Regions from separate parts of the Homo sapiens genome. Here region 1 is linked to region 2. The links are chromatin loops, found by intact Hi-C in ENCODE. Cell type or tissue: IMR-90. All regions are shown on one strand. Links, peaks and the distances in the headings refer to the core of each region. The heading gives the core; the rest is flanking DNA.

What was found. Hi-C counts contacts between places; a loop is a spot of excess contacts. Peaks named below come from ENCODE experiments on the same cell type or tissue, not always from the same donor. Only the 100,000 strongest peaks of a DNase experiment are listed, where the experiment ranks them.
Region 1: it touches region 2 in a loop (2.3-fold over the local background); 5 of 110 quality-filtered maps call a loop at or near these places.

The regions. Positions count from the first base shown.
Region 1 is chr22:40,257,044-40,259,855 of GRCh38, reverse strand. All of the region lies in intron 3 of TNRC6B (trinucleotide repeat containing adaptor 6B), which reads right to left. LOC124905121 (a long non-coding RNA gene) reads left to right here. Exons shown (of 2, transcript XR_007068107.1): 2 at 1-814. Among named protein-coding and RNA genes, the nearest start is that of TNRC6B, 81 kb to the right of the region's middle. In IMR-90, for the core only: no CTCF peak of the experiment used is centred there; a DNase peak (open chromatin) is centred at 1,675.
Region 2 is chr22:40,063,317-40,066,128 of GRCh38, reverse strand. It overlaps a transcript of TNRC6B not described here. Among named protein-coding and RNA genes, the nearest start is that of TNRC6B-DT, 20 kb to the right of the region's middle. In IMR-90, for the core only: no CTCF peak of the experiment used is centred there; no DNase peak of the experiment used is centred there.

The sequences.
Region 1 (2,812 bases), core at 237-2,736, 190 kb before region 2:
GGTAACGTCAGGGCCAACTCTGGGGGTAGTACTGCTTTGACTGCTAAAATGATGCGGGGCCAGCATGTTGCTTGCTGAACTGGCTCCTTTATGAGAGAGATACATCATCAGAAATCAGGCGGCCCAATCTATGCCACTACTGGACATTAACATACTGTGGGTGACAGGAGAAAAGAGCAGGTGCCTGCAGCAATTTCCAGGTAACCCCATGTCTAACCTCAGCTAATCACAAGGCAGCACCAGGCCTCCCAGTAAGGGGAGGGGGAGTGGAGGTCAGAGGATCCAAAATCTGATGAGCAGAATAAATGTGTGACTTAAGAAAATAAAATTAGTCGGCCAGGCGCGATGGCTCACGCCTGTAATCCCAGCACTTTGGGAGGCCGAGGTGGGTAGATCACAGGGTCAGGAGATCGAGACCATCCTGGCCGACATTGTGAAACCTAGTCTCTACTAAAAATACAAAAATTAGCTGGGCGTGGTGGCATGCGCCTGTATTCCCAGCTACTCAGGAGGCTGAGGACGAGAATTGCTTGAACCTGGGAAGCGGGGGTTGCAGTGAGCCGAGATCGTGCCACTGCCCTCCAGCCTGGGCCACAGAGCAAGACTCTGTCTCAAAAAAAAAAGAAAAGAAAATTAGTCATTATCTAATATTCATGACCTATAACAACAGATGGATACATAACTGGTAAATGAATGAATGAAGATTATTTAATATTAATTTTCTATCTGTTACTGGAGGATTCTATAGCACAGGGCATTCGCAATCCCCTTTTATCTTATTATGAGAATAAACAAGAAGTTGGCAGAGACTGGAGAAATTCATCCCAACTGGTTTTTAGGACAGAAAGAGCTATGTTTCTGTAAGGCTGCCCTGCTATAAAGGTCAAGAATCTTCATTATAAGTTACCCAGGTCTACTACATACTTTTAACTCAATCCAGAAAAACAACAAGACATGACAGAGTGACCTGCAGGACTGAGGGCTGAACACCAGTTTGACTCACTTTAAAACATTCACAGCACTGTTTCAACTGAAGAAATTTGGTAGGTATCACGTATCATGTAAGATTCCTTGCAAAAGTTCCTCAGGGCACTTTCCCACCACATCAGAGACAGAATGGATTGTAAATGATAAAGTCATTATAAAATGGGAACACACCTCAACCACTTTCCTCCCAATACAGTGTGCTCTGGCCCAGGAGATTAGTCATTCAAACTCCAGGACATCATGTACAAATAGGTCAAAGTATAAAAAGAAAAAAACAAAACCTCCAGGAAACAGTCAGAAAACGCCCAAGACACCACCTTAGTCATAGCAAACTGTGTTTCAGCACCTGAATGAATTCTTACTCTATTTTTTAAATCACACCTTTCTGTGAATCCAAGAATGTTAAGCTTTTAAAGGCCAACCAGAATTGCCGGCACTAATTGGAGAGCAACACAGCTTTTCAGGCAGGATGTCTGATCCAAATTGACTCCCAAAGTCCAAACTTAAGACATCAGAATCAGTGTGCATCACCCATCATCATGGTCCAGAATGTTAGACGATAAAGGGCAAGAGAAGCTATCATTAAAAGTCTGAATATGTTACTTTTCAGGCTGTCTCTTTTCTGAATCTTAAGGATTTGTAAGTTGTGCAAGTTTTTCTAAAGATGAGCTGTTCAAAGTAAGTGCATAGTTTCTTATCTTCCAGAGGAAAGGTTTGTGGCTTAAACATGATCTCAGTACTATAGGGAAATAAAAACATTGTGGGGTAAAAAAAAAAAAAAAAAAAAAAAAAAAAAAGGCTGTGTATCCTATTTTCTGATTTCCATTCATTTACTTCTTTTTTTGTTTGTTTTTTGAGACTGAGTCTTGCTCTGTTGCCCAGGCTAGAGTGGAGTAGCAGGATCTCAGCTTCCTGCAACCTCCACCTTCCAGGTTCAAGTGATTCTCCTGCCTCAGCCTCCCGAGTAGCTGGCGTGCACCACCACGCCTCACTAATTTTTGTATGTTTAACAGAGACGGAGTTTCATCATCTTGGCCAGGCTAGTCTCGAACTCCTGACTTCAGGTGATCTGCCCGCCTCAGCCTCCCAAAGTGCTGGGATTATAGGCGTGAGCCACCGCACCTGGCCGTCCATTCATTTACTTTTTTTTTTGAGGCGGAGTTTCGCTCTTGTTGCCCAGGCTGGAGTACAGTGGCGTGATCTCGGCTCTCTGCAACCTCCGCCTCCCAGGATCAAGCGATTCTCCTGCCTCAGTCTCTCAAGTAGCTGGGATTACAGGTGTGCACCACCATACCCGGCTAATTTTGTATTTTTAGTAGAGACGGGGTTTCACCATGTTGGCCAGGCTGGCCTCGAACTACTGACCTCAGGTGATCCACCTGCCTCAGCCTCCCAAAGTGCTGGGATAAAAGGCATGAGCTACCGTGCCCGTCCTCCATTCATTTTCTTTTAAGAACCATTTACGTGCTCTAATAATTGAATCTCCTCCCCTTCCTCATCCCATTTTTCTTATTCCATTCTTGTATCTCACAGTTTAAACTTCCAATTGCCCCTATTTCTGAAAACTCCAATTAGATGCTACTTTTTCAGATAAAAGTGCTCTTTAAGAAACTTCCAAACCAGGCAGGGTTCTGAACACAGCAGCTGCACAGAACTAGTACAAACTATTATTTCCTTTAACTATCTCAATGGTATCAAACATAAAAAAGAATGACCTAGAAATGTTTTTAAAGTAGTAGTTAAAATACAAACAAGGCCTAGAAAAGATATTCTAGGCTGAACATTTTAAATCTGATGACATGCAGTGAGCGGTCAATGTGTACTG
Region 2 (2,812 bases), core at 131-2,630:
AACTCAGAGGAATACCTTTACTTGAGGAGCCAGAGCTAGATTCTGAAAAGGCCAAGGAATCAGAATTTGCAGCATACAGTAGTACCAAGAGAGAAAAGAGCTGCACAGAGAAAGAACTCCAGAGATCTGTAGGAGACCCTCTGAGTATTCAGCTGAGTTCAAAAACAGCACGTTTATGTGAGAAAACTGCCCTAAGCTGGGGAAATAACTACCCAAAATGATTAGAAGAAACAATCTTTGGAACTCACACGGGGCCAGGAATTGTGCCTAATCTCACCAGACAGAGTAAAAACCATCATTCGTGGGGCACTAAGTAGAAGACTCAGAAGATTCAGTTGCTTCAGTAGTGAAGAACATTAATCCAAAGTACTGTTCTGCTTCCATCTAACAGAGCTTAAAAGCAACACCCAAATGGATCAAACAGCGTCGATCCAGAACAAAGCTCAATAATATTTACAGAGATACACAAAGATCCACCATCCAATAATATAAAACTTACAAAGTTTAGCATCCAATAAAAATCACCAGACATGAACTGTATGCCAACAAATTAGAAAACCTAGATGAAATAGACAAATTCCTAGAAAGACACAAACTACCAAAACTGACTTTGTAAGAAACAGAAAATCTGAATAGGCCTATAATAAACTAAATTCATAATAAAAAAAATTCCTATAAAGCAAACCCCAGTGCCAGGAGAGGTGGCTGTAGTTGTAACGATTTGGGAGGACAAGGTGGGAGGGTTGCTTGACGCCAGGAGTTCAAGACCAGCCTGGGCAAAATAGCAAAACCCTACCTCCACAAAAACAAAATAATTAGCTGGGTGTGGTGGTACACACCTGTAGTCTTAGCTACTCAGAAGGCTGAGGCAGGACGATCACTTGAGCCTAGGAGTTCAAGGTTACAGTGGGCTAAGATCCACTCCAGCCTAGGCAACAGAGCTCACTGGGGAATTCTATCAAATATTTAAAGAAAAATTAATATCAATTATTTACAAACCCTCCCTCCACCCCCACCCTCCAAAAACGAAGGGAACACTTCCCAATTCATTCTATGAGACCAGTATTACCCTCATTAGAAAAAGACACAAGAAAAAACACACACATACAAAAACAATGCTATAGACCATTATCTCTTATGAACATAGATGTGAAAATCCTTAACAAAATATACTAGCAAGTTAAATATAGCAATCTATAAAAAAGGATTATAGGCTAGGTGCAGTGGCTCACGCCTGTAATCCCAGCACTTTGGAAGGCCGAGGTGGGCAGATCACCTGAGGTCAGGAGTTCAAGACCAGCCTGGCCAACATGGTGAAACCCTGTCTCTACTAAAAATACAAAAATTAGTCGGGTGTGGTGGCACATGCCTATAATCCCAGCTACTCGGGAGGCTGAGGCAGGAGAATTGCTTGAACCCAGGAGCCAGAGGTTGCAGTGAGCCGAGATCGTGCCACTACACTTCCACCTGGCGACAGAGTGAGACCCTGTCTCAAAAAGAAAAAAAAAAAAAAAAGGATTATACACCATCACCATGTGGGATTTATCCCAGGAATGCAAAGTTAGCTTAATATACAAAAATCAATGTAATATACCACATCAGTAGAATAAATAACAAAAACTAGATGATCATCTCAATAGAAGCAGCAAAAGCATTTAACAAAATTCAATACCCTTTCTTAATAAAAATGCACCCAAAACTAGGAGTAAAAAGGAACTTCCTTAACCCGATAAAGGCCATCTTAAAAAAAAAAAAATCAGCTAACATCATACTTAGTGGCAAATGACTGAAGATCATAGTGGTCCCCCTGAGACCAAAAACAAGATAAATATCCAGGCTTGCCACTTTTGGCCAACATTGTACTGGAGGACAATTAGGCAGAAAATGAAACAAAGAGCATCTAGACTTAAAAGGAAGAATTTAAACTATCCCTATTTGCAGATGACATGATCCTGTATAAAGAAAATCCTAAGGAATCCAATGAAAAACTATCACAACTAATAAATGAGTTCAGCAAGTTTTCAGGATACAAGATTAATGTATTAAAATCCATTGTATTTCTACATATTAGCAGTGAATAAACCAAAAATAAAATTGTGAAAACAATTATATGTAAACTAACATTGGGCTGGGTGCAGTGGCTCAGGCCTGTAATCACAGCACTTTGGGAGGCTGAGGCGGGAGGATCACTCGAGCCCAGGAGTTCGAGACCAACCTAGGCAACATAGCAAAACCCTGTCTCTACAAAAAATTAAAAAATTAGGCAGGCATGGTGCCGTGCAACTCTGGTCCTGGTTACTCAGGAGGTTGAAGCAGAAAGATCACTTGAGCCCAAGAGGTCAAGGCTGCAGTAAGCTGTGATCGTGCCACTGCACTCCAGCCTGGGTGACAGAGTGAGACCCTGTCTCAAAAACAAAAACGAAAAAAAAGAAAAAAAGAAAAAGAAAAAAGAAAAAAACCTAACATCAAAAAGAATAAACTCTTAGGAATAAATTTAACAAAAGAAGTGCAACACTTATACGCTGAAAACCATAAAACGTCGAAATAAATTAAAAATGATCTGAATAAATGGAAAAGCAGCAAATGTTCATAGAGCAACATTTTGTTTAAATGGCAGTATTTGCCAAATTGATCTGTAAGTTCAGCACATTTCTATCACAATCTCAACTGACTTCCTTGTAGAAATGGAGAAGCTGATCCTAAAATTCATGTGGAAATTCAAGGGATCCAGAAGGGCCAAAACAATTTTGAAAAAGAACAAAGTTGGAGGACTCAAACTCCCTAATCTCAAAACGTAATACAAAACTACAAT